Regions from separate parts of the Homo sapiens genome. Here region 1 is linked to region 2. A link is a loop called in an ENCODE intact Hi-C map of the cell type or tissue named here. Cell type or tissue: PC-3. All regions are shown on one strand. Each heading gives the region's core, and the rest is flanking DNA. Links, peaks and the distances in the headings are about the cores only.

Region 1 (16,609 bases), core at 5,101-13,100, 53 kb before region 2:
AAATGTGAAGAGATCTTAAGACCAAAGAGTTTGAGAACTGATGGGTTATAAGGAATACAAGAATAGCTGGAAGAAAAACACACACACACACACACACACACACACACACACACACACAAAGAATTCAGGTGAGAGAAGATGAGAGTATGAGTTCCCTAAATTGGCAGTTTAATGTGATAAGTTAAATTTACTGTCTCAGAGAAAAAAAGCTTTTCTTATTTTGGGGGAAAAGGATAGAATCTTGGGTGAGAGCTTTCTAACTTAACAGACTATATGAAAGCTAATGCCTTTAGTTATATGTGAGATTAGGTCTAAACAATTTCATAACATTATGAATGATGCTGGTGAATTAAGAGTAATTACAGCAAGAACAATAAACAGAGATGGTTTTCTGAAGGGCAAATAAAATTATTTAGGAAAAGACTTTTGATGACCTATGTGCTAATGAAGTTAACTGAAAGGTACTTCCTAAGGGACTATATGGCTGAATAAGTCTCATTGCATTTTTGAAAGACCAGGGCAAATGGTAAACTGACATGAGTAACTCTTTTTAATGCAAGTTCCTGAATTATTACTCGGATTAGTGCCCATTAATGTACATTTTAATACATAATAGTAATAGATACCCTCATAACAATAATTCTGAGCCATCAAGGATAAATTTTGCTCAGCATTTAAGAAGTCAGCCAAGTACATGGATATTTTAGAAATATAGTGTAGCAAAGGTGTCAAAGTAGAAGATCTGGCACGTAAGGCTTTACCTCCAGCTATCTGACTGCCATTCCAAAAAGATTAACTTGTCACAGGTTCTACAGTGGAAATGTTCCAATAATTGTAAGAGGGTCTTCCCACTCCTGGGGAAAGTGATATTAGGAAGAGCCACAGACACAATGCTAAGGAATGGAAGGTAAAAACGTGGCAGAAGAATTTTATCTCCCTGACAAAGACAAGTTGTTTCTTCAGCTCAGTTATTCATTGTGGTCATCAGGACATAAATGCTTTTTGGGGCTGGGTAGGGGAATATATTCCTTTAAAAGGCTATCTTGTTAAATTTAAAATTAATGTCATGCATTTGTTAAATCTTTTAATTACTATTTGTTTATTAAAAAGAATTTCCTAAAGGAACATTTGTGTTGTGAAAATGGATGTCAATATTTAAAGTCCTGTCTACTACATTAAAAATGGCCCAGCAGTGCCTCTACTTAGCAGCAGCTGTTGAAATTTCCTCCAAGTAATTGTGTATATCTAAAAGTAAAAGCCTGCTTTTAAAAATATTTAACAATTCGTACTTTTAATTTATTTAGATTTGTGCTATTATCTTCCACCATTAGACTAAACTAGTTGGTTATGTGATAAAACGCTTTTCAGAGGAAGAATAGTAAGCTAGCCTTTTTTTTTTTTTTTTTTTAAATCTAAGCTATTCCCATCTTCCCCATTCTATGCTGGGGTGATACACCACAAGAAGTTACAGGAACAACTGCTAAAAGAATTAAACATCTTGGGCCTTTACACAGCTGTTGCCATATCATGGCTTTGGTGCATGGTCGGTCACAGATGCTGTCAAGAGGCTTATGTTTAGTTATCCTTTTGCTTCCCCAACCCCCACATTAAAGGTCTCCTTCACCTTCTCTGTCCTTTTTGCTACCTCCCTTCTTCCTGCTCCAAGCTCCCACAAACCAGCCTTAATAAAAGAGGAAGGATCAAGGCAACACTCCACATCAGTCATATTTCAGGGCAGCTTGATGTTTGTTTGCTAATAGATGGTTGGTATTATCTAACCAATAGGGTGACTCCAAGTTTTAAAAAACAGCAAGACTAATTCAGAAATAATATTATTTCTTAATTTTTTTAAAAATAGAGATGGGGTCTCACTTTGTTGCCTAGGCTGGTCTTGAATGCCTAGGCTCAAGCAATCCTCCCACCTTGGCCTCCCAAAGTGCTAGGATTACAGGCATGAACCACCTCACCCAGCCCAGAGATAATATTCATAAAAGGTATGCATTATTTTGTTTTTATTTAACCCCTCTTCCTTCCCAAAGAGTTATGCCAAGAAACAGACAAATGGCAGTATAAGTTCCCATTAGGAATAAAACAAAGAAAACTTGGCATTGTTAGGCACTGATGAGCTTCCCACCTCCCCCCTTCTGGGACAGCTAGAAGCACAGTAGCTCCCCAAGATGAGACCAAAACCAGTGAGTAGGTAGAGATACACGGTAACTCTGACACCCAGGAGCAAATGTCAATCACCTGAATTCACTACTGCCAGAATCACTTAAGACCCTCCAGTGGCTACAAAGAAACCTGTGGGGCTATGACGGGTGGGATGTGCCAATGACAAATTCTATTCTTTTTCAAATCCTACAGAACACAGTCTTTCGATTTAAAAGCAAACCTAAGAGCACTTGTCCACATTATATTATATGCTAATCTTCAAACAATATTTCTTCTCACAGCTTGCAGGTACTCCTTTTAATGCGTTCAGCTGCAACAGCCACTGCAGGAAAGTTCCATGTCAGGAAAGCCAGGATTTAAATCCTTTTCCTCACTCAAGGAGGAAAGAGCAGGCTCAGACAAGGGAAAAACAATCCACTGAGCTTGATGTGAAGCAGATACAGCACCAGATTTCAGCACTAATGAAGGAAGAGGGCCAGAGCTCTATTTCCCTCCTTTCCATCATCCCATTAGGGAAACCTAATGACTCCTGGGAAGGAACATAGCCTATTGTGTTGACTACGAGGGTAATAGGGACAGGAACTGTTTCATAGCAAAACAATCATGATACACGCATCACTTTCTGGAACTGGAATGAAAAGTCTGACCCCCTATTTTAAGGCAAGCAATGCTGTCAACAGGGAAAATCCTTTGAGTGAAACATTTCAGCAGAATTCCACTTAATGCCTGATGTTACAATGCTACTAGAAGGGAACAGTAGAAGGGACAGTGGTGTAGATAGGCCTAAACAATGGAAAATTCCTTCTCTGAGTTCCCACGACCCAGGTGTCAACTCCTGGTTCATTTCTTTGTTTCTCCCAATAGAGCTTCTTGAGGGATGAAATCTGTCTTATTTTACCCACCATGGCATCCCTGGTTTCTATTACAACGTTCAGCATACAAAATAGTACATATTTGCAGATTAAAGGCTCAATTTTGCTTTGGAAATGCACAAGAGTAACATCTCCTGGAAGAAGGGACTATGTTCCAACAGCATAATTTACCGTTGGAATCTTTGCTACAAATGTTTAAAGTAAGGGATTCGTGCATGGACATATGTTTTTTCCATGCCTCTCCCGCTGACAAGTCAGTCTGTGGCTTCCCACAGTTTCTGGCTTTCACGGGGTGGAATGAGAGAAAAAATTCCTGAGCCTCTTAGAGAAAATGTCCTGTTGCCCACAAAGTAGAGACTGCACACTACACAGGCTCTGATGCTTCTCATCATGCATCCTCTCCAGAATGGACCAGGCCTAGGCCCAATTGCAAGAGGCCTGTGGGTGGCTGAGGTGGTACCCCTTGGTTCTTCTCTAGCCCAGCATGGCAGGGGGAGTCCAAACCAACCCATTGTCTTCAGGCCCCTTGATTCAAGGGAAAAAATAAACACAACAAATTTTTGGTAGCAAAACAAGGAGGAAGAATGACAAAGAAAGAAATTAATGATGTCAAAAATAAAACTGAACATACGACATTTTCCTTGAGTTATTATTTTCATAGAAACCAAAAGATAAAGAATATTGGAAAGGGGATCTTACAATTCTGCTTTTCCCAGAGCGACCAGGATCTTACCCTAAGGAAGAACATGACAAGCAGAAGGCTCTTCCATTTTTCACATCATTCATCTGCTGTCAGAAAACGCTGGAATTACACAAACCTGGATTTCACAGTGATTCATGCAGGCTTACTGGGTTGGTAGGTAACAATTTTCACTAAATTTCAAGGAAGGTAACACACAACAAGCACACCCAAAAATAAAGATGCCATGCTCAGGAAAGGAGAAGGCAACAGGAAGTGGGAATCCTCAGTCTACCCAGATCACCCTATACCGTGATCTGCCCATGGCCCAGCCACAAGCCTCCAAGTATCTGTATCAGAAGGCAATTTGCTAAAAGGAAGTACTGCAGAGTCACCAGTGCAGCAGATGCACACAGCTCATCAACCACAACAAAGGGATCAAGCGTACACATTCAGCTGTATCCTTCCCATAATTTTTCTTAATGTATGGGGAGTAAGGATTAAAGGATTTCATAAAGTAGAGGAAAGTCACTGACCAGTAAAGATGGTCCTATTTAAGAATTTCCTATTTAAGAATCTCCAGCAGAAACACTGGAGAGGTTTCCAGTGTGCCTCTGGCTTACCATGTGACACTGAGGAGCTTACTTCAGTGACAGGTGATGTCTAAGACAGAGGTGGGCAAGGAGAGGCTCCTGGGCATCACAAATGATGGCAGGCCCTTTGAGCATGCTAGCTCTTTGGGGACTCCAGTTCCTTTCTTGCAAATTAAAGGGCACAAGCCTCATGCTCACTAAAATTCCTCCCTAAACTAATATTCTATAATGAGAACAATTATTTTTGGAAGATTTTGGATTCCCATAGTTATAGAATCTGGAGTATAAATAGAAAAGACCTCTAAATGGTTCCATTACAAATTTTTTGATCACATGCTGTTTTTACATAAATCAAAAGGGAACAGGACATCTCCAGTTCAAGTATGTTTTTCTACTAATCTATCTTTCTTCAAGGGGATTCCAAGCAATAAAATAATTCATAATTTTTAACTACTTAGCCTCTCCACCATGTTTTTTTTCTGCCTCAGAGAAGGGGTTCAGCAAAAACTTCCCAGATGTGCCACTCCCAAGGTACTTCATACTCTACACAGTAAAAGAAACATACACATACACACGTATCTCACATAAATGAAAGCGCCAAGCCAAATTTATCCTTTCAAATACGTATTTAACCATAAAGGCCAACTGTGAAGCTATACAATTTACCCCAATTATTCCTATTATAATTAGTTCAAACTGTTAGAGAAATCTTTTGCAACCATCTTCAGTACAAACACTGAAATCACATGTGAAAAGTCTGACTCGTTTTTATACCTCCATAACCCCAAATTCCAACCCCAGAGTGACTAGGTTTTTTATTTTATTTTGAGACAGGGTCTCATTCTGTTGCCCAGACTAGGGTGCAGTGGCATAATCATGGGTCACCGCAGCCTCCACCTCCCCAGGCTCAGATGATCCTCCCACCTCAGCCTCCCAAGGAGCATGCCACCACGCCTGGCTAATTTTTGTAGTTTTGGTAGAGACAGGGTTTTGCCCAGGCTGGTTGCGAACTCCTAGGCTCAAGCAATACACCTGCTTCGATCTCCCAAAGTGCCAGGATTATAGTTGTGAGTCACTACACCCAGCAACTATGCTTTCAAAACTCTTAAATATATATATGAATACTAATGACTCAGTCAGGAGCAAATGCCAACTACAGAAAAAGAAGATCAATACAATAAACATTTTGGCTTACTCTGACTTCTGAGTTAGGTTTAAACTTAGATATTTTAAATGTGCTCATAAGAGTATTCTCTGCCCTGAACTTTATGAAAGGCATTTTCACCATCAACTAACTTTCTTTGAAGACTTCATATGTACACTTAAGACACTGTCCCAGTTGCTCAGGTCCACAGCAGTGATAGGGTTTTGGGTGTCCTCAGAATGGAAGCAAAATGTCTACATCACTGTATGAAATGAAAGAGGCAGGAAGGGAGAACACACACTTTCAATGGCTGAATGGAAATATTTAAACAGAAATACTACTTGTTTCAATTTCCACATGGTTCATATACTACTGAATACTTCCATTTTTCATATTCTGTGGTAAATTTTATGTTTTTCAGTCCTAATGAAATTTCTTTTTTTAACCTGGATTACTGCCAGATCAGTTACCTTGCAAACTGATGTGTCTCTGGCAATCCTTAGGCAATTCTATGATCTTCGAAGGGCTGAGCGTATTGTGAAAGTAAAAAAATAACTACAAGGCTGGAAAGCATATCAATGGCTCCCTGAAGCTATCCCTGTTCTTGCCAATAGACTATTGATACCACCTGTGGTACAACATGGGTCTCACCAAGGAAACACCATTACGTTTCAGACAGGCACTTTTCAAGAAGTATTCCTCTCTCTGATCTCCTATAGCACATTAATGGTATCTGATAACATGTCTCATATACTGCATTCATGTATTGTGATTATATCTGTATATGTTTGCTTTTTTAAATTTAACTAGATTCTAGGTATGCTGAGGGCAAAAAGGATACCTAACTTTCAAAAATTATCTGGTATTTGGCAGGGTGCAGTGGCTCATGCCTGTATTCCCAGCACTTTGGGAGGCTGAGGTGGGAGGGTCACTGAGTCCAGGAGTTTGAGACCAGCCTGGGCAACATTGTGGAGACCGTGTCTCTACAAAAATTTAAAAATTAGCTAGGTGTGGTGGCTCGCACCTGTGGTCTCAGCTATTCTGGAGGCTGAGGTGGGAGTATCACTTGAGCCCAGGAAGTTGAGGCTGCAGTGAGCTATGATCACGCCACTGCACTCCAACCTGGGCAACAAAGTGAGACCCTATCTCTACAAAACAAAAACAAAAACAAAAAAAACCCTCCAAATTTGATGCAATAATTTGTCCAGGGAAAAATAATCATTTAATGTTTACTAAATGAATAAATGAATGAAATTAAAGCCACAGGCTAATATCACAAAATTGAGCAGCCTAGGAGACTAGAAACATCTGAAATTGGTGACCCTGAAACTTTTTCTGGATAAAGTAGACAACTCCATATATAGTGGACAACTCCGTAAATAGTGTACACATTTACTCTTCTGGTGGTCAACTAGCGACATATCACTAGACTCTTGTTAAAATCCACAATCAAAACCTAATATGGAATATCTAAAACTGCCTAAATTGTAGGTACCCAGGTAGATCCCTGAGGTGGACCTAGGCCTTTCTCAAAGATCAAATGACATCTCTCTTTTAATTTTCTACTATGGAAACTTTCTCTTTTACAGGCAAAAACAAGCAGCTCTAAGTCATATTTATATCAGTAAGCAACACAGAACTTAGAACTACAAGCAATACATAGTTTTTTCTAAGAGATCACCTATTGGTAGCCCTTCCAAATTTACTGGTAGAAATAATGGCTACGCCCAAGCCTATATTTCTGATACATAATGCATATATCTTCATTCCCACAGTGTAAAAATAATATAATATTCTTTAAAAACTTCCTTAGAAAGGAGAATTTAGCGTCCATTTCACTGAAAGTTATCTTTTCACAAGCACCTATATGTTTACCTGTATTTTAACACTTGAGAATATGTCTGATTTACTGGTTTAATAATTGCCTTTCCTACTAGAATATGAGCCTTTGAATGCAGAGACTCATCTACTTTCATTTCAGCATATCTGAGGCCTAGCACAGAGTTCAATGAACATTTGTTGAACTGAGTACTGAATAAATTAGTACACCCTTGCAGTAAACATAAAGTGACATGGAAAGTTAAATGAGTACCACTGTGGCCTGATATAACTGATAGCTTCTTCCAAGACCATTTAAAAATCATTATCTAAAATCACTCATTCATACTGTCTTAAGATGGGCCTAATAATTCTGAGTTACTTTAAAATGAGATTAGAATTATATCTATTGCATTTAAAATGCCTATTATAGGCTAGAATTTCCTAACTCTAGTTAATACAAACAACCTTTGTAACAGGCATCAATATCCCAAATTTACAAATGAGGAAACAGCCTCTAAATAAATGAATCAAAATTATTCAGCTGGTAGTTGGCAAAACTAGGTTAAAACCCTAATTCACTGGGCTCCATAATCTTTCCCTTATACTTAGCTATTATCATTGGCTGTCAATATAATACGAATGAACAAAAGAGAAATGAGTGTAAGTAGTAGACAGAAAGAGTGGTAAGACTCAGATACAGTTATTTTCACTCAAGAGGGGGTGGCATGAGACACACATCCCCTCTAAAATGCACATATGACCTATGATTCAGCAGTTCTATGAAAGAAAAAAGCAGATTCTAATATAATTGATTTTAATATCCCAGAACAAAACACCTTGGAAAACATTTAAGACAAAAGTGATTAGTTAAGGATTGGGTTAAAGAATGTGTGATTTAAAAAAAAAAAAAAAAATTCCCACATGGTGGCTCACACCTGTAATCCTGCACCTTGGGAGGCCAAGGCAGGAGGATCACTTGTGCCCAGGAGTTCAAGATCTGCAACATAGCAAGACCCTGTCTCAAATTTAAAAAAGAAAAAAAAAATCCCTCATGATTGTCCTTTTGGTCCAAATGTAAGATATCCTCAGTTTTGTTTTTGGTTTTCTGTTTTTTTGTTTTTTTGTTTTTGTTTTGAGATAGAGTCTCATTCTGCCTTCCAGGCTGGAGGGCAGTGGTGCAATCTTGGCTCACTGCAACCTCCACCTCCCAGGTTCAAGCAATTCTCATGCCTCAGCCTCCCAAGTAGCTGGGATTACAGGGGCGCACCACCACGCCCTGCTAATTTTTTTGCATTTTTAGTAGAGATGGGGTTTTGCCATGTTGGCCAGGCTGGTCTCGAACTCCTGGCCTCATGTGATCCACCTGCCTCAGCCTCCCGAAGTGCTGGGATTACAGTATTTTTTAAATTATTCTAATCATTTCATAATCACACACTGGTCAAAAATTAAGAGCTGGAAGAAACTAGAGATTAACCATTACACAAAGGAGAAAACACAGATCAGAGAAATTAAATAACTTGCTTAAGGTCACTTAAAAATGTACAACTAGATCATTAAATTATACCTTTACATACATTATCTATGGGTAGTTTTACACTAAGTTTATAGTTTTGCCACTTGTGACTTTATGGTCTGGGGTTCTCTGAGGTACTTCTTTTCCACAATTGTATTAAAAATTTGTATTAGGAGCCGCTGATAATTTCCTGGAAACTCTCCATTTCAGAGGAGATACAGAGAGTCTCCAAAAAATCTACATGAAAAAAACTGAGAATTAAATTTTGTGTGGTTGATGCTAGCTCTAGCTTTGGACCTATATGGGATAATTTAAGGAGAGCCTGCCTCTCTTACATGCCAAAAATGTATGCAGATAAGACTTTCTGGCAACTCAGAAAGTGGGCAATTTGCCTTTCCCTAGGTGACACACACACCACAAAACTATGTGAATATGATGGCAGAAACATTTTTAAAGGACCTTTTTAAAAACTGACAACTATTAAATAACAGGGTGGGACGTACAAGCCATTTTGAATATCAGCATTATAAGTTGTTGGATTAGTCACCAAATAGCCTAGAGGCTGTCATATTTTCCCACGGCAGCTGAGCATGAAGTCTGTGAACAGCCACACAATACAAAAGCTTTCAACCAAATTCCTAGACTAGGGATGGAAATACAAGTTCGCCCCCTTTAGACAACAGAAAGAAAACAGAGTGTTCCATTAAATATAATAAAAGGACATAGTTCAGGAAGATATTAACAGGCAATATTCTAAGACCAACAATGCCCTTACTACAGTCCTGAAGAAAAAAACATGAATACTGTTGTAAAAATAACTAAGAATGGAAATTCAGTTAATTTGATGTTTGGCTGTATAATTGCCAAAAAAAAAAAAAAAAAAAAAGATCATGGTTCTGATTTTAAATGCTTTCTTGATTGAGGAAGGTATGTTAAATAAAGAGTAGATTTTCCCAGTAGCCTAATACTCAACACATGGGATTTTACAGTTGTCCTTGAACATAGTTGTTCTTGAGTGTTTGACTGTTAGGACCATAGGAGCCCTGACAATATATACTGGTTTGTAGAATTAACTGTTCCATACGGCTAATAAGCTTATGCAAAGAGCATTCAGAAAAGGAACTATTATTGAGATACTTCAATGAACAGATGCCCCAGGGAGAGAAGGTCCTTCCTAATGAACTTGGCCATATCTTGAAGAGAAAAGATCCCTACAACATACGATATTGGTTTGCAGTACTGGGACATACTATGAAGGCGAATGGTGTCAGACGGCCCTCTTTTCTGAACTTTTTCTGAACTTAAGTATTCAATGTCATCTCCTGCTTGCCTCCAGCATCTGGCTCAATATCATATCATTCTTTAGGAAATAAAAGGCAGGTCTAAAAAATCTTCCTAATTTCTGCACCAAAAGCAAGCATTTTGGAGAAACATCATCTTAGTGGTATTTAGTTGCAGCTAAACAGATTATAGTAAGAACATGAGACTTAAAGTATATCAGCTTACATCTTAAAATGGCTAAAGGAGTTTCTCCAACTATTACCAAAAGCATGAAAGTATAATGCAATGGCTTTAGAATTTTAGCATGCATTAAGTATCATTCAGGGATGCTTGTTTAAAACGCAAAAACCCATCCTAAACCAAGTGGATGGGACTTCCCAAGTGTACCCTCAGATGATTCTTCAGGAAATAGTATAATGGGAAAAATTATTCACATAGAAATTGGGTTCTAGTCCAGCTGACAGTTAACTAGCTGTGAAACAAGGTAAGTCATTTAACTATCCTGAATCCATTTCTTCTCTTATAAAGCAAAGGTGCTGGACTTCAGAAAATCTTTAAGGTTCTTTCAAATTGTAACGGTCTCAGAAGCAAAACAAGTTCCATGTCTTTCAATTTCAAATTAATGTAAGAAACTATTCCTGAAGCTTTTATAACATGTTCAAGAAGCAGTAACTGAGTCTGAACCACCATATTCCACTAGTTACTAAAATAAGTGAATAGCATATTGTAATCTGAAGTTACTAAACTAATAATAATACTAAGCTGTACTTATTTTGTGCCAGGCTCTGATCTAAGTACTTGATATATATTAACTCACTAAGGAAAAAAAGATGACAACGAAAGGTAATCTGAATACCTTCAAACCAGTAAAGCATACAGGTGGAGGTAATGATGAATATTAAATTGCAATGGGCATTAAAACTTTGGCTAAAATAAAATGATAAAATGATTAATGGGAATAAACCACAATATGTGTAAAGTAATAACTTTGCCTCAAAAATTGTGAACATTTTCACCCCAATAAAGAAATATCAGTAAAGACTATCAAGAAATCTGCAGCATTTAACACATACCTGTGTTTTCTCTGAGAATATAAGTAAACGAATGCAGATACTGTCTAATTCCTTCATGAACTATGATTTTCAGCACTGGACCTTTAAAGTAAGGATTTATTTACAATACATGTGTCAAACAGGTTAAGGAATGAAAAATTACTCCTCAGTTTGTATGACAGATAGCAGACTAAAGGACTAAAGAAAACAAGAACTCAGCTGTAGCTTTTTTCTTTAAATCCTTGGTAGTGCCACTCGACAGAGGTTCTTATGCTCTGACCATTACACGTTTAGAGAATGTTACAAAACTTCCATAAGAATTTAAATGGATTATTTACATTTATTAGAAAACTGCCATAAATTTACCATACTACTGGTTTTGAAGCCGGTAGCAAAGCATAAGATACAGGAATTTGTTCTATTTTACATTTGGAGAGGATGATTCAATGATTCAATGAAGCAATGACTGGCCTATTCCCAAGGCACACACATAGACGGGGTATGTGGCAGAAAGATCAGGTTAAATATTACACAAATGCCACTCCTCCCTCAAATATAATCATAGACTCTAACCCTTTTCAGCATGAAAACAGACTCTAGAAGGTTAAAGCTAGAGAATGATTAGAGACAAGGAAACTGAGCCCTAGAGAGGCTGTCAAAAAGCTATTCAGGAAAGACAGAACTTGATCCCACTCCCAACCTGTAGTTTAAAAACCAGAGGTTTCACCACAAAACAATTTAAGAAATCTGCTTGCTTCTTTTTTCTTTTCTTCCACTGGTGCACAAGTATTTATTAGGCAGGGGCTCACATGCTATTGCCAGTGGGATATTAACTCTTTTTTACAGCCCATGAAAAAAAATTAAGAGTAGGCTTTTTTTTTTTTTTTTTCAAGACAGAGTGTTACTCTGTCGCCCAGGCTGGAGTGCAGTGGTGCGATCTCGGCTCACTGCAACCTCCCGGGTCAAGCAATTTCTGGCTAACTCTTGTATTTTTTTTTTTTTTTTTAGTGGAGACAAGGTTTCCCCATGTTAGCCAGGCTGGTCACGAACTCCTGACCTCAAGTGATCCGCCTGCCTCAGCCTCCCAAAGTGGCAGAATTACAGGCATGAGCCGCTGTGCCCGGCTGAGATTTTACATTTTTTTAATGGCTGGAAACATAATTCAAAACAATAATATTTCACGACACATGACCATCACATGAAATTCAAATTTCAGTGTCCATAATAAAGTTGTATTGAAGCACAGTGACACTCCTTTGTTTACATACTAGCTACAGACACTTTCATACTCACAGCAAAGCTTACTAGTTTTAAGAGACCATATGTCCCACAAAGCATTTACAAAATCTGTCCTTTACAAAATGTTTGCCGACCTCTGCTCTCTTTCCCCATCCAGTGAAAACCTATATGAATATAGTATGTGAAGAGTTAAATGGGAAAAATTAAAGTGTGTGTCTGTTTTATCCTTTCAACTCACAGCAAATAAGGCAAGTTTGTCAGAGCACCACGGAGAAGAGTTAAGTAGTCAGATTTCACATCATTATAAGAATGCTGTGAACACAAAAACTTCCTGAATTTAGGCCTGCAAATCCTCAAGAACTGAAAATCCCACTGACATATGCTTTCCCCAACTCTACACGGTGGAAGCAAACACAAAGCATAAGGCATTGATATCTCGCAGCTAGAGATAAATTACATGGTTCTCAGGCTTCTTATAGCAACTTTACCAATCAGAGCCCAGGTTTCTTGAGTCAAGGAGGAATCGCCCTGTTGTGTAAGTCCCAGATTAGAAATCAAACCTCAAACTCTTCCAGCTGCCTTTGGCCTCAAGCTAGTCATGTGACTCTCCAAGGGTCTATTCTTTTATCTGTAAATTGAGGTATGCTGACCAACCAGAGGAATATTCACTCTCTCAACTCTTAAAACTAGAGAAAAAAGGAGAAGAGGAAAGGGACTGAGAGAGGAGACCTTTTCTTTTCTTTAAGTCATGTTTTGTTTTCTTCTTTATAGTAGACAAGATACCATTAGAATAGAGATATCCCTCATCAGAAAGCAAAGGGTCTAGAGCCAAGTACCAGCCTGGATTCAATGACTCTAATCACTACAATATTAAAATGGAGTACTAAGAAACAGAGGTATTTGAATTCAAGGATGTGAGTTTTTTCCTTCCCTTTCTAAGGGGCTTCTGGAAACAAAGACACACGTACCCATGCAGGGTGTGTTCTCTTTTCTTCTCACAGGGGTAAAAGCAACATTTGTCTGAATAATGCCTGCTTTACAAGTAGCCACCCAGGCATTAGTCATGAATATTATGTGTAATAAGGGCGGGTTAGAACAGTCAGCACCTTCATACCACAGTACTCCAATACAACAAGGTTTGTTCATCACTGTTCATACTCTTGAAACAATCTGGGATAGTCTGTTCCATTTACCTACCGTGAAATTTCAAAAAAACATACCACTTAGTCCTCTGAAGAGTAAAAACAGTGCAATGTCAAGTGTAGCCCAAGGAACATGGACTTTCAAAGGGGCAGCATGAGTAAGTTCACTAACTTGATTTTCAGCTTTCTAATTTTTTTTTTTTGACCACCATGGAATCTAAAGCATAGGGCACTGTTTCTCTCAACAAGTTTGTTTTAAAAGTTAATAGCTGGCTGGGTGCACAGGCTCACGCCTGTACTTCCAGCACTTTGGGAGGCCAAGGCGGGTGGATCACTTGAAATAAGAAGTTTGAGACCAGCCTGGCCAATATGGCAAAACCCCATCTCTACTAAAAACACAAAAAAGTAGCCGGGCGTGGTGACGAGTCCCTGTAATCCCAGCTACTCGGGAGGCTGAGACAAGAGAATCGCTTCAACCCAGGAGGTGGAGGTTGCAATGAGCCAAGATCCTGCCATTGTACTCCAGCCTGGGTGACAGTAAGACTTCATCTCAAAAAAATAAAAAATAAAATAAAATAAAAGTTAATAGCTTTAAACAAAGAAAAATAATCTCAAGACCTTGAAGAAAAATATTTTTGAAGCCAAATAAATGGAAATTACCATATGACCCAGCAACTCCACTAGGTATATAAAAACATGTCCACATAATTTTGTACACAAATGTACATAACAGCATTATTCACAGTAGCCAAAAAGTGGAAACAATCCAAATCCACAAAAAAATGTGGTATATCTATACAACGGAACAGTATTTGACAATAAAAAGAAATAAAATACTGATCAATGCCACAACATGGATGAAACTTGAAAATATTACGCTAAGTGAAAGAAGCCAGAGACAAAAGATCACATATTGTGTTATACCATTTACATGAAGTTCTGGAATGGGCAGTTTACGTACTATCTACAGCCACTTTCACACTCTCACAGCAAATCTCTCTATGGATTTACAGAAAGCAAAAGTAGATTAATGAGCTGGGGGAGGGAAGAGTGAAGGAAAGGCACACTGCTAATGGGTCTGGGGTTTCTTCTTAGAGTGATAATGTTCTGAAATTAGAGCCTTAGTGGCGATGGTTGCAGAACTCTGTAAATCTATTTAAAACCAATGACCTATGCACTTTATTTGATTGGGTGGATTTTATGGTATGTGAATCATATCCCAAAACAAACTATTCTTAAAACAAAAAAAAAATGTTGATTGAACCTTTTATTCTCTTATTTTTTTTTTTTTGAGAAGGTGTCGTGCTCTGTCGCCCAGGCTACAGTGCTATGGCACAATCTTGGCTCACTGCATCCTCCGCCTCCCAGGTTCAAATGATTCTCATGCCTCAGCCTTCCAAGTAGCTGGGATTACAGGCACCTGCCACCACGCCCGGCTAATTTTTTTGTATTTTTAGTAAAAACAGGGTTTCACCATGTTGGTCGGGCTGATCTTGAACTTCCGACCTCAGGTAATCCACCCACCTCAGCCTCCCAAAGTGCTGGGATTACATGTGTGAGCCACCGCGTCTGGCCTATTGAACCTGTTTTTTCATTGCTGAAAACGATATACTTCATAATTTAGACAGTTACTATTGAGCTATAAAGTAAAAATCTCATTTTGGCTATCAGTTTTTATATAAAGAAAGAAGAGTCAGGTTTAAGAAGGGTTTATAGGCCGAGTGCCATGACTCACATCTGTAATCCCAGCACTTTGGGAGGCTGAGGCAGGTGGATCACTTGAGGCCAGTTCGAAAACAGCCTGGCCAACATGGCAAAACCCCATCTCCACAAAAAGTACAAAAATTAGTCAGTCATGGTGGCGCATGCCTGTAATTTCAGCTACTCACAGCTGAAATTAGGCAGGAGGCGAAGGCAGGAGAATCGCTTTCACCCAGGAAGCAGAGGTTGCAGTGAGCTGAAATCACACCACTGCACTCCAGCCTGGGTGACAAGAGCAAAACTCCATCTCAAAAAAAAAAAAGAAAAAGAAAAAGAAGGAAAGAAAAAAAGAAAGAAAAGGTCTATAGATCCCCTTTTGTGATAGCTCAGATTTTGTGACAATTTAAGCTTACTGACAAATCTTAAAGCCTTGTGCTCAAGGGGAAAATGTTTTTCAGCATAATCTATAAGAAAACATGTAACAGCCCATTCCAAAACTTTGCTGTATGGTATATACCATTTATGAAAGCTTAGCTGCAGCAACATAAACACATTTATATAACAGCACAAGAGGGAAGGGGGAAAATACTATTTTGCCCACTTACCCTCAAATAAAAGACAAAGCCATAAATAAGACACAGCAGAACAGGATAAACACATTTTGTGCCCTTATAGACTTACTGATGCCACTTACCGCCTGGGTCATTGGGCCTTGCTTCATCTTCAGTGTAGCAGCTATGCTCCCTACAGCCACTTCTTCAGAAATTGAACTTGCTCTAAAATCCACTTCATCTTCAGCTTTCACGTCTGGCATTTCTGAAAGTGCAGGGGGGTTACAGAGTACATTTTTAAAAACTGATTCCTGTGCCTTACTATTCATACAACATGCTCCAGGTTTCATGTGTTTTGTTTTGCTTTTGCGTTAAAATGGAAAAGTATTCTTTTGTTGTCAGCGGCTAGTGTCATTTCTGACCCTATGCTGAGCTATTCCTTTATCGCATGGTTACTGGTTTTCCCTAGCCTTTGTAGGCGCTTGGAACTAAGCGAGGATCCAATTCAATGTCTTTTGAACATCCATTTCACTATTGACTTTTTATGACAAATCTGAGTGTAGCACCAACTTGCATATGGAAAACTAAATTCATAAGCTTCAGGGGAACAGATTAATAGCTGAAGCTAGGTAGTCCATCTTGGCCATCATCAAAAAAGCAAGGATTTGTACAAAACAAAAAGGAAAAAGCCACTGAGAATGAGAAAAAGCCTCTGGGACAAGTATGACTTTCACTAACATACAACACACTCTGATCCACCCATCACTGTAACCAGTAAGAATGAACTACTCAGCAGTTACGTCTTATTTTTAACCCTTATTTCTTCCAAAACTGAAACCTAATCACAGA
Region 2 (16,609 bases), core at 5,595-13,594:
AAAAAAAAAAAAAAAGGCACTGAGGTTTGGAGAGGTTAAGTGAATCACCCAAGATAAATAATACAGTTTCACAGAAGTAGACCCTGGATTCAAAACCAGCCAGTCTAACTACAATTCTCCAATCTCTCTACTAACTTTAATTCACAGAGAACTACAAGAAATATTACAAAACAAGATATCTGGTAGACCGATCAACTGGAATTTGAGTTTCATTGATCAGTTAACTCTAATTTTACTGATGTCATTATTATTATTAATATATAAGAAATGTTCAAATAGAGTATCTTAGAGTTTAACAAAGTATTTGCACCAATCTTTTTTTAGTTAAAATAACCTTGTGATGTAGGCAGAACAGGTATTATCATTAAGAGAGGGGAAACATGAGACTCAGTGGATAGGTGACATTTTCCAAGTCACACTAACTACTAAGTAGGCAAGCTTAGATTTTTATTAAGCTTTTAATCCGTAAGCAGTTCTACCATACTATACTACCATCTTTCTCCAAGAAGAAATATTTATGCACCTTTATTTGCTCCACAAAAATAACCAGAATCTGTATGACAAATAAGCCCTAATTTTTCATATTGCATACACTAAAGGCTGGGTTATCATCCAGGAAGTAAATAGCAATATCCTTTATTTATGAGATGAAGAAATCAAGGCTTAGCAAGGAAAGTTTGCAAATGGCAGAGCCAAAATGCAAACCTAGGTTTGACTTCCAAGTTTGCACACCTAGTCACTAGCTGGAGCCTCCTCTTACTCTCAAGCTCCCTCATACCCCCAACATGGGTGATCCAAGTCCCAAGATTTCTACTTTGAGATGTGTGAGTAAGAGATCAGCCAGATCCAATAACATCTGGCTCTAATATTTTCTTCTTAGATAACTACAATGCCACGCTCATCTGATATTGTCACTTCCTAGCATTCATGACACCAAGAGCCTGCAAACTGGGGTCTTTACCTATTCTCTCCATTACTAACTAGTTAGGTGACCATGGGTGGGGTCTTCAAATCAGAGGAGATGATTGTCCAACTAAAGGAAAAGTAGGCCTACATGTTTTGGGTACTCTTCTGGGGCTAAGATTTCTCAGGCAAGACAGAAAATTAAAGAAAGGGAAATAAGAGATAACATATATGTCAATCACTGAGTTATGCTCCCTACATGAATTCTTTCATTTACTTAGAGTGAAACTTAAATACAATGTATTTAAGATGAATTTTCAGATCACAAATGCATTCATATTCATAATGTAAGATCTAAATATAAGCTAAAGTGAAACAGCAAGTCAACAAAAGCTCTGCCTTCCCTAACACTGAACAAAGTGAAAGTTAACAATCATGGGTTACAAAAAAGGGAAACTGTAAAAAAAATGTCCTGAGTAGTTATTACTATCTGGTAGGATTTAAAATAAAGTTCAAGTGTTTTCTAAAGGGATAGGTCTTAGAGAATCCTTATATGTCCAAGAATGGCTAATCATAATTTTCGCAGAAGTAAGACTTGCTTTATCAAAATAGACTGGCAATCAAAATAAGCCTTGAACAAAGAAACACAAAAAGAACTTGGGCCCTAACCAGCACAAGGCTCCCCACACCCCACTTAAAAATTAAAAAGCAAAAAACAAGGTAAAGCACCAAGGAATTAAAACAACAAATGTACTTGGGAAGGGCTATAAATGGGGTTAAATAAGCTTGACTTTTCAGTAAAGTGTAGAATGCAACTAGTTATTCAATAAATGTAAAATATACATAGCCATACTTCAATTTCATACTAACTGAAAAGAGGCAATAAAAGAGGCCGGCTTATATGTGGACAATTTCATTTTTAAAAAGCAGGGTGGGGAAGAAGATACCCAAACTATTAGAAAGATAGCATCATGGCTGGGCGCGGTGGCTCACGCCTGTAATCCCAGCACTTTGGGAGGCCGAGGTGGGTGGATCACGAGGTCAGAAGTTCGAGACCAGCCTGACCAACATGGTGAAACCCCGTCTCTACTAAAAATACAAAAATTAGCCGGACATGGTGGCGCATGCCTGTAATCCCAGCTACTCAGGAGGCTGAGGCAGAAGAATTGCTTGAGCCTGGGAGGCAGAGGCTGCAGTGAGACAAGATCGTGCCACTGCACTCCAGCCTGGGCTACAGAGCAAGACTCCATCTCAAAGAAAAGAAAAAAAAAAAAAAAAGAAAGATAGCATCATACATTGTGGCGATTCTTAACTTTCTACAAACCCCTTCGTGAATCTCACCAACAAATGCTTTATTCAGAAAAACATGTGCATAAACCTTTATAATTTCAAGAGATACAGACCCCATGAAGTCTATTCTTGGGCCACTTTTTAAGAATCCCAGGAGTGGAAGGAAAGAGCTCTGGACAGCTTTTGGCTTCTATTTCTGGTCATACCACCTTGTTATCTTCATCCAACCACTTTGTCTCTCTGGATCTCAGTTTCATCTGTTAAAGATGATCTTTTCTTTTTAAGGCTGTAGTATTCCGTTATATGAATATACCACATTGTCCATTTATCTGTGATGGACATCTAGGTTGTTTACACTTTTGGCTGTGTGTGTGTGTGTGTGTGTGTGTGTGTGTGTGTGTGTTTGGTAACAACAATTATATAAATTTATTTATGGGGTACAGTGTGATGTTTTAATCTATGTATATACCATAGAAAGATAAAATCAACCTAAGTAACATATCCATCATCTCAGCTACTTATTTTTTTGTGGTGAGAAATACATTCTTTTTTAGCAATTTTGAAGTACGTATTGTTTTTCTGACACGTTACAACATGGGTGAACCTTGAGGACATTAGCTATGTAAAAGACAGACACAGAAAGACAAATGTTGCATGATTTCACTTATATGAGGTACCTAGAATGGGCAAATTCTTAGAGACAGAAAGGAGAACAGAGGTTATCAGGGGCTGGAGAAAAGGAAGTTCAGTTTGGGTGATGACAAAGTTCTGGAAATAATAGTGGTGATGGTTACGTAACTCTGTGAGTGTTGTGATGGTACTGAATGCTACTGAATGCTGTCCCTAAAATTTACTATTTTAACCATTTTTACGTTATGTATATAGGAAAAGAAAGGGGAAGGAAAGGAGAAAAGAAAACCAATAACAAAATGATCATTCTTGATTCTTTAACAACTGAAATTCTACCAAATTCTACTAGAATCACTCTCACACTGAGTGATTTGGGACAATCGCCCCCTTTCCATTTTTTAATCGCTAATTATGACTCAGAACTTTTTCTAAGCTTCACAACAGTAACATCCCAGAATTCAAGTTAAGAGCTAGATCTGCAGCAAGGTGCTCATCCTCTCCTATCAGGGTCCTCTATTGGTGATTTCTCAGGTTGGTTTTCCCTTACCAATCTCCCTTCAAAAGGAGGTAAGTGGCTTTCCCACATGTAACAGAAGTAGTACTTTTAAAGTAAGCAAAAAAAAGTCAAAGAACAAACACACTCTAGTTTCCTTAAAGCTGTGCTGCAATAACAGTCTTGTGACATCCCCTCCAAGGATATAATGAAGCTGTTGTAATCACTTTATTTCCCCATTTGGATGGCAGTCCTTAACCAACTCTGCTTCCCAGCAAAAATCAAATTTAGAGGAAATGCATTTGAACTTCACAATAGTTATGCAGAGTTAACTGTTTCAACTTCTGAAACAAGGCCTCTCTTCCTGAGGCCATGAGGCTAACCGTAGAATGAATCCAATCATTGGCCAGATGGGAAGTGTGAAGGAGTAGAATGTATCACTCCCTGGAATACTGTCTTAGGAGAGCTCAGGTATCCAAAGCTCATTTGAGATAAGTGCCCCTCCTACCACCACTGTATCTGTAGCACCCATCAGAAAGCTTTCTGCAAAGAACTGTCTGTCTAGCGTGATGGGGAAAGGTATAAGCCTGGCAAGTGAATCAAGAAAAAGCTGTTTACATAACCGTAAGTAGCACTACATTCTGAGGTCTCTTTTTGGTCCTTCCAGACTATATACACAGTTAAAAATGGTAAAACATAAAGCACAACTAAATTAAATCTGGCATGAGCAAAATATCTGAGAATTTGCTAATACTGACTCAATTTGCACAGGTCCCTCAATTGCTAAAGAACATAGATCCAATGGGTTTATACTTGTTCAGATAATGTGGTGGAAAAGATAATGATGATAACCACAAAACTAATAAAAATGTATTAAACAACAGAAACTATTCTTGAAACTTCTTTATATAAACATTCCAATAAAAACTTTTGGCTGCTCTAGTGTGTTTATTTCTTTATTTATACAAGAATAAAAGAGCGCTCTTCAAATGTTTTGACTAACAACCTTCCTCTAGAGAACTCTTTAAAGAGTCAGGACATATAATAATTGAGCCCAAAAACAGACAGGATTTCCTACTGCACATTTCCAGGACAATTCAGTTGCTTTTTATTGCTGTTCATATGAAGAAACCACTGCTCTCAAATTTTATTCACAGAAATTACATTCAATCCAAAACTTAATTGTTTACAATATTTTCTGTATGCAATTATAATATGGAAGTACTGGTTTCTAATTAACTCTTTCAAGTCTTAAAGACATACCAGAAAAAAATATATGATATAGGAAATCTGTTTCCTCTTGTACTAAACCAGGATAAACTGTATACATTGGTAATGTTATGCTACCTCCACAGACAAGGCTCATTCTGACTTTTGAGTAAAATAGTAAAATATAAGAGATAAGAATTGAAGAAGGCAGGCAGGCAGACGAGAGAGAAAATGGTTAACACGACTTACGTTTCTCTCTCAGACAATGAAGTGGTTAGCAGGAGCAAGCTTACAAACCTCCAGCAGAAGGCAAGATACAGAGCTGAGGTTTTAATTTGCGGCAAACACACAATGAGATGCCAAGTGGGTGGTACTCCTATGAATCGGGGGTGGGGCTGGGGATGAGAGGAGGGAAATAAGGCAGAAGGAGCACTTACTCGGTTAGAAGCTGGTGCAGCTTGTGATAGCCTCGCTCCAAGGCCAAGCTCACAGGCGTCGCCCCTTCCTGGTTGTGGATACTGAGAGCTCCGCGGCCACCTGGCTTCTGCAACAGGAACCACGTCAACCTCAGCAGTCCCAGCCGCACAGCAAAATGCATCAATGTCTCTCGCGGGCCAGCATCTGTAAATGGGGGAGAAAATGAACGTAAGTGAGGAAAATATAAAAACAAAAAACAAACAAACATAAAGACAAGTTATGTAAACACCACTGCCTCCAAGTGCCTAAGATTGTAAAGTTAAGCTACAACATACAGTGTGAACAGCTTTATTGTGGCCAGGTAGAATCAGCCCTCAAGTAAAGGCAAAACAAAGCTACAAAAGCATAGAAAGTATAGGAAGCAAAATCTTCAATCGAACACAGTCCTGCAAAAGAGAATCAGGACATTTCTATATTCTGACTTAATACACAGTGTTTGTTCAACCAATTTCACAGGCAGGCATATAAAGGCGACCCATACACACGTTCTTTTACTCAAATAATAATAACAGAAGCAAATGCAGCCCCACAACATGAGGTCCAAGAGGGAATAGCTGTTGGGACTTAAATGGGTGTATCATAAATGGTATAATTACTTTTTAAAAGAACACCCAGACAGGAGTTGGCTAGTTAAACACTAAAAACAGGTTCTGCTTGTTCAGTACACATGGGTCTTTTTATTCCTACACAATAAGGGCAAATCAAATTTCTGGCACTGCCAGCTTTATTTATTTGTTTAATGAGAGGAAGAAATGCATCTCCTGGCACAATAAGGAAGACTAACTCTAAGACAATCCACTAATAACTGCAGAAAGGAAAACGTTTATTTAACTTGAAATAAAGGCTCCCTCTTAGTAAAGTGAGTCACTCTGAAAGTGACAGAATGAGGAAGGGCTTGTAGTTAGACAAATCAGGGTTCGAATCTGGCATTTACCATCTGTGTGACCAAGCGTGATTCATGTAACATCTCTGAACTTCACTTTCTTCATCCCTAAAGTGAGATACCAACACCTCACTCACAGAGGTGTAACAAATGAGAAGAGGTAGATGAAATGCTAGTATTATGACTGGCTGTAGTAGACATTCATTAAATCCCAGTTCCTCTCTGTTTCCCGGCTCTCTTCACTGTCCTCTTGGACATCAAATTACATTCAAGGTTCACTAGCAATACTCTCTTCCTTCAGCAGTCCTCAGTGCCCAACCTAGGATGACAGGAGCTGAGGTCTTTGCAGGGATGCCACATATAGCCCCACAAGGCTGTACTACACTTAACTCCAGGGAGCTGGGAATGGCACCCTGAAGTTGTGCCTGCCTCAGCTTAGCTATCATCTCTTTCTTCATGGCCTCCCACGGGTCTAAACTTCTTCACTAAGCACTCGGACTTTTTGGACCCCAGTGGTTTTCTCCTTACTGTGAAGTCCTCAAATGCTTCTATACGTGAATATCACAAAGGAATGAACAGATTTTTGAAGCTGTGATTTTACACTGAATTACACTGTTTCCAAATGTCATCTGTGTATTAGTCTGGTATCCCTATTTCCAAGGTAAATTTCCTTGGAAGCACAATTTTTCATATTGTATATTTTCCCTACAGAACTGTATATGCATAGACCAATTCAGGATTTAAAGGGTGTTTAACCAGAGGCACATGGCTGGAAAGATTATGCCCCAGAAGCAACAACTACATGTGCAGGTACAAATTTTAATAATCAACACCTCTGCGCAGATGGCAAGGCCAGACAAAAGGACAAATAGAATCCTCACAAAAGATCAAATAGCACCATCTAACTTTTGCCTTACAGTTGTTCTGACATCCTTATCAAGAACAAAGAGCTAATGAGGCACTAACTAGGAAATACCTGATTCTTTAGAGGCTAGTTATTTCCAACCTTGAAGCAGCTGTCTCTTTACCACCCTCCCACAACCACTCTTCTGATTTGTTATTTGTTCTGAGTCAGCTCAGCATTTCAGTAGAAATCCCAATACTACAGCCACACGCCTGCTCAGAAGCTGATGCCCTGACTTCTGCACTACATCCTCTCTCAATTTCTGAAAGTCTTAGCAACTGGTACCACATCTGCTTTTGTGTAGACCCTTTCTGAGGATAACAGATTAGGAGAAAACAATGTAGTGCTATGCACCATGCACTGGGCTAGGCAGTTTATGTCAACTTTTTCCATTCTATCTTCTCAGTAACCCTATGAGGTCTGGTTATCTTCATTGTGCAAATGAAGGCAGATTCATAGAATTAATAGCTTGCCCACAGTCAGATCAGGATTTAAAATCAAAAGTTCTTCTGTCTTGCATTAAACAAACAAACAAACAAAAAACCTTTTCCATTACTCCACCCTGTTTCTTTTTGCTAGGAAATAAAACCACAAATACAAAAACAAGCAATCATACAAGCAAGCTAAACTAATGTGGTTTAAAAAGCACCTTTTTATGTTTTCTTCCAACATTTTATTAACTTTTCCAACATACACATAGTTCAAAGAATCACACAGCAAATAGCCAGACACTCACTCAACAACCTAGATCCTACAATTAATGTTTTTCTATATTTGCCTTATCACATATATATCCAACGATTCTTCCTTCTATTTCCCCATCGATCCACCTTATTTTTATGCATTTCAAAATAACTTGAAGATATCAGTCCACTTCACCCCAAAATACTTCAGCATGCATATAATTAACTAGCATTCAATATGTAGTTACAATTTTAGGTGATTTATATACAATGAAATACATATGGTATAGTATACCCATTTGATAAATTTTGACAAATGCATATACACGTGAACCCAAATCTGTACCAACATATAGAAAATTACCAATATCCAAAAAAGTTCTTTTGTGCCACTTTCCAGTTAATCCTCTCCTCCTCATTCAGAGTTAACCATTGTTCTGAATTTTTCACCTACATTAGTTTTGCCTGTTCTACAACTCCATATAGATGAAATTATAGAATATACACTCTTGTGTAAGGCTTCTTCGATGAGCATGTTTGAGATTCATCTACATTGCTGCATGTAGCAGTAGTACATTCTCTTTTACTGCTGAGTAGTCCACCGCATGCATATACCCCCAGTTTTAGGTATTCTCCCATTAATTTCTCACACATTTTTATTTGATTCAGGGGTCATGTGAATTAGGTTTGTAGAAGAGGCCAAGGTGCAAAGGGATAAACGAATATATGAATTTAGTTTCCTTTAGTCTGTGTTGTTTTAAGAGCATGAAAGCTTCCATCACTGCTTTCTTCCTTTTGTGTTTAAACTGCAGAGCTCAATCATTTAGGATCAATCTCTGTTCCCTTTTCTCTGCATCAGTACTCCTCTGTAATCTGAGTTACTCAACTTCATTTTTTTAGATCACTAATGGCCTTTCCTACAGTGTCAACTGAGTCCTTTGTCCCCAGTGTGAATTAACTGTGCTTTAGGATTGTGGATGGCTGCATCATTTTTGCCAACTCACTCCCCTTCCATCCTTGTCGTCATAATAATAGCTTTGCCGCAGATGTAATTAAAGCCCCTAACCAGTTGATCTAATAAGGGAGGTTATCCTGGATTATGTGGGCAGGATAATCCCACTGCATCAACTGGAAGGCTCTGAAAGCAGGTCTTAGATTTCCCCTGGAGAGAAGGGATTCCATTCCACCTGTGGAGGACAGCACTAGCCTGTGCCTGTGGAGCTCCATCCTGCCCACGATCTTCCCTTCCTCACGTGATATTTTGGCCCATGTTGGTGGACTGACTTTTGCCCATGATCTTCCCTCCCCCTCCTGCCCTACAAATTTTGGACTTATTAGCCCTCACAATCAAAGGCGCCATTCCTTGTAATAAATCTCAACATATTATTTCTCTTAGTGGTTCTGCTTCTCTACTTGAACACTGACTCATAAAACCTACTTTTCTCCTTGCTGTCTCCTTCTCTAATTTCATAATAAACCTGATTTTATTGAGCTCTTTAAAGGGCAAATGGGAAATATCATCTACATTTTTTTGTTTCTTACAGAAAGCATACTCAGAAAATCTTCCATCTGAATACTTATGATACTTTTCCCTTTTCTTTATGCTGTAATGTTATTCCATAGACCCCATGTTGGCTGGTTATCCTGTTTAACCATACTTAATTGGAAAGATCTCTGTAGGCTTAGCCTCTACCCACAGAGAAGGAAGGCAGAAAATGTCTCACATCCTGCTTTCTATTTACTTATATGCTGGACACACCTGTCACACACCTTCCCTCAGATCTGCAAAAAAGTTGATGTGCCTAGTAGGCATTCAAGCATGATGAGCCTGCTAGAGGGTTGTATCTTTTATAAATGGTCAGATTCTCTAAGTAAAATGTTCTAAGTTCTGAGATCAGTACAATAATCAAGGACTACTCTCCTACCCCATCAATCCCCCCAGCAAGCCCAGCTTACAGTACTCTTTGAATCTATACCTATGATTCCAAAATCACCATTCTTTGTACTATTCTGGACTACCTCTTAAAAAACCTAAAGTCCCACATGATGCAGGAATTCTCAGCTGCATGTGAAAGGAAGGAGAACAGGCCACTGTGAGAAAATGCAGTTGTGGAAAAATGAGACCTGTAACCTTGTAACAAAAACAAGGTTTCAGAGGCAACAAAACCTTTTGGAGCTCAAGTCCTACCACTACTAGTCTTGGGATCAATAAATATTAATCTTCTGCCAAGGGGAAAAAAAAACCACTAGCAGTTTTAAAATATGTTGTTATTTTCTTTTCAGCAGTGATGACAGCTGAAAAAATACACAAACACAGGCCAGGCACAGTGGCTCATGCCTGTAACCCAGCACTTTGGGAGGCCGAGGCGGGAGGATCATGAGATCAGGAGATCGAGACCATCCTGGCTAACATGGTGAAACCCCGTCTCTACCAAAAAATACAAAAAATTAGCCTGGCGTGGTGGCGGGCACCTGTAGTCCCAGCTACTCAAGAGGCTGAGGCAGGAGAATGGTGTGAACCTGGGAGGCAGAGCTTGCAGTGAGCTGAGATCGCACCACTGCACTCTAGCCTGGGGGACAGAGCAAGACTCCCTCAAAAAAAAAAAATACACAAACACTAATGTAGCTACGAAAAAATATTTATGAAAAGCTATCAAGGCCGGGCGCGGTGGCTCAAGCCTGTAATCCCAGCACTTTGGGAGGCCGAGGCGGGAGGATCACGAGGTCAGGAGATCGAGACCATCCTGGCTAACACAGTGAAACCCCGTCTCTACTAAAAATATAAAAAATTAGCTGGGCGTGGTGGCGGGCGTCTGTAGTCCCGGCTACTCGGGAGGCTGAGGCAGGAGAATGGCATGAACCTGGGAGGCGGAGCTTGCAGTGAGCTGAGATCACACCACTGCACTCCAGCCTGGGCGACAGAGCGAGACTCCGTCTCAAAAAAAAAAAAAAAAAGAAAGAAAAGCTATCAAACACTCTGAAAGGAGGTGGGAACTGAATCATCAAATGATTATGGTGGGCGACCTATTAACCAATATCAGATGTATAGAATTGGGAATACACAGGCTGTTCTTACTGCAGTTTTTCCTAAACCTGTCTTCCACCTCTCCACCCAAATTTCTCTTTGAGGGGAGAATTCTTGCCCCCAAAGATGATCAGATCTCTTTTTCACTTGGTTATACAATATCATGAGTAAATAAGAATGAAGATTCCCCCAGGATGTTTCTCCCTGCTTCCTCTAGAGCAAGTCTGCAGTGGGCCCACCCTACATTACCTGGGAGTTATGCTGACGGCTACTGCACAAGGGTCTCTCAGGGAAAACACCCCCCTAGCTTACCATTTTCACTAACCACCGAGCTGAGAAACTAAGTGAGACTTGGAAAACTCAGAGAAAAAAATGTCCTTACCCCACCATTCACGCCACACCCAGATGAATCCTTATCACCTGCATTTAAGGCAGAACTGTGGCAAACAGTACAATGTGTAGAAGCTTGTTTATATAATTAGGGATGAGAGAACATTTGGAAGATTTAAAAGGACAAACTCCCTCCTGTTCATATTTAAAGTGAAGATTAATTTTTGTAACAAGTAAAACATCAATGTTTTGTGTCTCCAAATGGTACATTCAAAATGAATAGCTTATAAACTAGCACACATTATCAGAATACACTTTCCCCCATTTCACAGATGAGGAAATTAAGTAACAGAGAGATTGAGTATTTTGCACAAACTCTTGCAATGAAGCCAGGATGCAAACAAACTGACTCCAATGCCCCTGCTTTTCCCACTTTGTAAGAGCAAAGTTAAACCCAGAATTCTTAACTTTATGCTCATGCCTGAAGTTCAGGGAGACTTAAGAAATTTATCATATGTAAATGTGTGCACATAGGCACCTATAAACATTTTTTTCTGAGGAGAAATCTGAGCAATTTCCAAAGGAGTCACTGACCTGAAGAAAGCTAAAAAGCACTGCAACTAAACAATTAAAACAGTAGGAGGATTAGCCATAAATCTTACATAAACTACTTTGTCTAAGTATTAGGCTAGAATATCTCTAAACATCCTAGCTTTCAACAGCAAGAAGTCCTGTTATGTAACAAGGTGCCTTATTTACCTGTATTACCTCAGGCATCATGGTTACTTTGTACCTTTCTCCTTTAAATACCTATTTAAAAGTATTTATGTGCAACTCATTGATGTGAACAGACTATTCCATTACATTTGTCCCTCAACAGCAGGCGTGATGAACTCTTAACTGATGCTTCTCTCCCTTACTGTACCCAGTGTTCCCAGATTCTAATCATCAATTAATAGAACAATTTAAACTGCAGAATGTGAACTGAGCACAGAAAATCAGATTCCTCATCCCAGTTGTTGACTTAAAGACACTTCTATCAAGTCACTTGCATGCATTTCACCTTGCAAAGTATACAACTTACACAATTTCTTTTGTTATTTTATTATTTTAAATATATGTACAATAAAATTCACCTTTAGGGGATGTACACTCCTATGAGTTTTAACACATGCATAGATTCTTACAGCCACCACCACGAACAAGACAAAACAACTCCAACAACCCAAAGAATTCCCTCATGATACCTCTTTCCAGTCAGACTTCCCCCACTCCCAGCCCCTAGCAACTACTCATCTGTTCTCTTTTTCTATAATTTTGCATCTTCCAGAATATCATATAAATAGAATCACATAGTATGGAACCTTTGGAAACTGACTTCATTTTCCCGCATAATGCATTTAAAACACATCCAAGTTGTTGCACATGTCAACAGTTTGCTTCTTTTTATTGCTGAGTAGTATTCCACTGTATGGATATATTATAGTTTGCTTCTGTATTCACTCAGTGAGGGAAATCTGGGTTATTTCCAGTTTTTGAAGATTATGAATAACATTACTATGAGCACGTCCGTGCACAGACTTTTTGGTGACTACAGATTTTCATTTCTCTAGGATAAACACCCAAAAGTGGGATTACTGGGTCATACGCTAAGTGTATGTTTAACTTTACAAGAAACTGCCAAATATTTCTAGAGTGGTTATACATTTTGCATTCCTACAAGCAACATATGATATGTTCTTCATCTTTGCCAGCACTTGGTATTCTTCATCTTAGCCATTATGATAAATGTGTAATGATATCTCATTGTGGTTTTAATATGTATTTCCTTCCTCAAGTGTTCAAATTTGGTTTGGCCTTTGTTAGCACTGCTTGAGCAATTTTGTGCAACAGAAAATTTACCAGTACACTGACAGTACAAAAAAAAATTAAAGCTGGCCAATTCCCTCCTATTAAAGACAAGGAAGTTAAGGCCCAAAGAGAGGAAGTGGCCGGGCACAGTGGCTCACGCCTGTAATCCTAGCACTTTGGGAGGCTGAGGCGGGTGGATTGCCTGAGCTCAGGAGTTCAAGACCAGCCTGGGCAACATGGTGAAACCCCGTCTCTACTAAAACACACAAAAAAGCAGCAGGGTGTGGTGGCATGTGCCTGTATTCCCAGCTACTTGGGAGGCTAAGGCAGGAGAATCGCTTCAACCCAGGAGATGGAGGTTGCAGTGAGCCGAGATTGCACCATTGCACTCCAGCCTGGGCGACAGAGCAAGACTCTATCTCAAAAAAAAAAAAAAAAAAGAGAGAGAAAGAGGAAGTGATATGTCCAAAGTTTCAGATGTTTGCTTTTTCTAATAGTTGTTTTTAATCATGGCAACATAAAACTATCCAACTCCTGGGCCCCTCTTTAAACAAGACAAAACAAAACCATAAAACACCATAAGCCCCACAAATAACTAATGCAGTACTATCTTGACACTGATTTGTGAAAGGCAGCCAGAATAAACATTCCTGTATCAATACAGAAATAGGAGGAGCTAGAGGTATTAAGGCCCATCACCAGGTTTATATAAGGCATGAGTGCCTTTTCAGAATGTCAAATATTCTGATCTCTAAATATTAGCAAGACAGAAGTTTCTTGGACACTATACTTAAAAAAAGAAGAAGAAAAGGATAAATCCTTTCTTCCTTGATTTGATACTTCCTTTCAGGTTTTACCTGGGCAGGACTATCCAGGTAGAATCTGACAGTATGCACCTGACAGTATGGGACACCGTTCTGACGGCTGACCACAGGTTTAACTGTTAAATTTAGTGTAGATTTAAGAGAATCAAAGCTGGCAAAGACCTCTTTACCATTCTTCCATGGAAGAAGACAAAATTCATCTGAGTGTAGAAACTAACTATGCTATGGCTCAGGCCCCTCTGGGTATTTCTCCTCAGGAACTGCTCACCTGTGGGGAGAGTGACTTGTGGTCTGCTTACCCAAAATAATTCAATACTCAAGGCTGGGTGGACTCTACAGGGCAATGGTGTGACTGACCAGCTCTTTCATTGAAGACATAGAAAGTACAAGCAGACCCTTCTGGCAGGAGCTCTAACATCAGGCTTCCAATCTAGATTTCATCAGTAATAAACATTTTGGTTTCTATCTCAGGACTCCCAAATCGTTCAATTGGACTTGAACTCAGAAGGGAAACTGGATGTTACTTATTGAACTCCAGGTACACATTATGTTTCATTAAAAAATATCTATACAATTATGACATCAAGTAGATGTCATTGGCTACTAGAATTATGTGGGAAAACCCTTGTTTGAGTAAGAGGACTTACTATGTAAATATTTTTGAAAAAGTGGAGTTCTGGCCGGGCGCAGTGGCTCATGCCTATAATCCCAGCACTTTGGGAGGCCGAGGTGGGTAGATTACCTGAGGTCAGGAGTTCGAGACCAGCCTGACTAACACGGTGAAACCCTGTCTCTAATTAAAAAAAAAAAAAAATTTGCTAGGCATGGTGGTACATGCCTGTAATCCCAGCTATTTGGGAGGCTGAGGCAGCAGAATCACCTGAACCCAGGAGGTGGAGGCTGCAGTGAGCCGAGATCATGCCACTGCACTCCAGCCTGGACTACAAGAGTGAAAGCCCGTTCTCAAAAAAAAACAAAAAACAAACAAAAAGTCCTTTCTTCAGTGAACTCTCATAGGGAGGGCCAACAGATAAAGTCAGTAAGAGTGACACTAACCTGGTTAAGGAAGTGTGTGGTTTCTCAGAGCACACCCTGTTCTCATGCTCCTCCCACTCACTGCCCAATCTTTCCTCTCCTTCACTTCCAGGCTATCTTTAGAGAACTTCAGAATACAATAATGAAAACCATGTCTTTGATCATTAAACACCAAAAAGTAACTCTGCTACTCTCCTCATGAAGAGCATGTCACTTTCTACACTTGAGAGATCAAATCTGAAATCCAGACCCACAGGAAGGTGACGTGCCACTCTCCTTGGGTAATCCCTAGGGTCATTTCGCTGCAACAACATGCTTAACAGCTCAATTGAAGAACCTAGAAGAGATGCCATTGAGGCCACTTTCCTACAGTAATTCTAAGATTTACGCAGCCTCTGTGGAAGACCTGAATATGATGACCATAGAAAAGTAGCCCCATTAAAAAAAAAGTAGAAATATCACAAACTTAAAGTGTGTTTGTAGATCATATAAATTCTCACCATGCAAACTCTGATCTGTCCCCAATACATTCCACTCCGTGGGCAGCTTCAGGTGCCTGAATGCCAGCACCAACTTCTTATCAAGGGAATTCACATCCCCAGATGGGGGTCCTGACTGGTCAAGAAAACGGGTAAAGTTCAAAGCCTGCTGATTTCCAGCACTGGTTGCTAGGAATTGAGCTGCATCATACGCTTCATCCTGGACGAAATGAAAGTCTTCTTCAGCCACCACAAACACGGGAAGGCCCTCTTTGGAAGCACAGAGCTGCACCTTCACTGTTTCACAACAATCATGACCTAAAGGAAACACAGGCAGCAAATAAAACAGTATTAGAGCCTCACTGCTGAAAGGACGCTAGTGGATCCTCTTAGCTCTTATTTCACGACATACAAATTTCTCCTCCTAAAAAACACCCCCTCCTTCCTCTTGAGCTCTGACAGCATTTTTCCAAACTTCTTAAAACTCCATTTTCAGCTTTTAACATTATTTGCAAATATGAATTCCCTTAACAAAAAACAAAAAACTTTGTATCCCAGCTTTCACCATGCCTATAACATGGTATCTGGAACCGAACAGGCTCTGAATGTCAACAAGGGCTATTCAATTTGAACATATTTAAGAATGAAAGCTGAAGGACCTTCAAGGCATAGCATATGATGGAAAGTCCAATAGCTACTGAACTAAATTAGATCTGAAAACATAACAGGAAAAAATATCACTCATACAAGTTATATAGCAAGAATTTTACAGATTCACTAGCACTTGCTTTATTATCACGATACAAAGGCTCACATGATGAAGCACTTGGAAAAGTACATAATTACTTGATTTTATTTTACTACTATGAGCAATCCAAGGCCTAAAAAATAAGTAATGATTTTTGTTCTCAGATACACATTATTTCCCATCTCAACCACTAATGTAATGAGGACTTCAATGAAATTACCTGGTTTGCATGAGGATAATGCAATGCTGTGGCTGGGAGCCCAGTTCAGGAAACGCAAACATGCCAAGGACTCCATGGTGCCCAGTGTACAGACTGGCAGGCACCTCAGGAGTGATGATTGGAGGCAGAAAACTGCATGCCACTCCAAAGAGTTCGGCTGCAGACAGGTCAGCAAGATTTAACACCACGTGTCTATGGGTAAGACCTTCTTGGACAATTGGGCTTTCTTTTGAAATTTTAGCCTCACAGAATTAAATATTTCCAATATTCAGAATATACTCATCACAATGAACACTATTTCCCCTGTTTTCACACACTGATCTCAAATAGCCAGAACTATGCTCCTATCACCATCCTTCTCCCATTATCTTTCTGATGACAGAAAAGAAAGTAGAGTTAATGTTTTTGTTTGGGTAACGCCACTTTGTGCTCTGCCTGATTAATCATGGGCACCCATGCACGTGCCACTTCCCTGAATCTCTAACACATTCAGACTGCTCTTCTACAGCTAAGGGCATGGAGGGAAACCCTCTACATGGTCCCTGCGACTGAATTTCCATACCACGGGCACAGGCCAACAGAGGTTTCAGACTTGGAATGAACTAAGCTTTCTGCTGTCTTTGAA

The links. Hi-C counts contacts between places; a loop is a spot of excess contacts. Peaks named below come from ENCODE experiments on the same cell type or tissue, not always from the same donor. Only the 100,000 strongest peaks of a DNase experiment are listed, where the experiment ranks them.
Region 1: it touches region 2 in a loop (2.6-fold over the local background); 18 of 110 quality-filtered maps call a loop at or near these places.

Annotation. Positions count from the first base shown.
Region 1 is chr15:85,585,118-85,601,726 of GRCh38, reverse strand. AKAP13 (A-kinase anchoring protein 13) reads right to left here. Exons shown (of 37, transcript NM_007200.5): 8 at 15,904-16,025. Among named protein-coding and RNA genes, the nearest start is that of LINC02883, 170 kb to the left of the region's middle. In PC-3, for the core only: a CTCF peak has its summit at 9,465; DNase peaks (open chromatin) are centred at 9,296 and 11,616; H3K4me3 peaks cover 1,704 bases; H3K27ac peaks cover 5,622 bases.
Region 2 is chr15:85,532,309-85,548,917 of GRCh38, reverse strand. AKAP13 (A-kinase anchoring protein 13) reads right to left here. Exons shown (of 37, transcript NM_007200.5): 4 at 15,038-15,334; 5 at 4,963-5,146. Among named protein-coding and RNA genes, the nearest start is that of AKAP13, 160 kb to the right of the region's middle. RefSeq lists an enhancer at 14,809-14,888. In PC-3, for the core only: no CTCF peak of the experiment used is centred there; DNase peaks (open chromatin) are centred at 5,727 and 9,217; H3K4me3 peaks cover 496 bases; H3K27ac peaks cover 1,680 bases.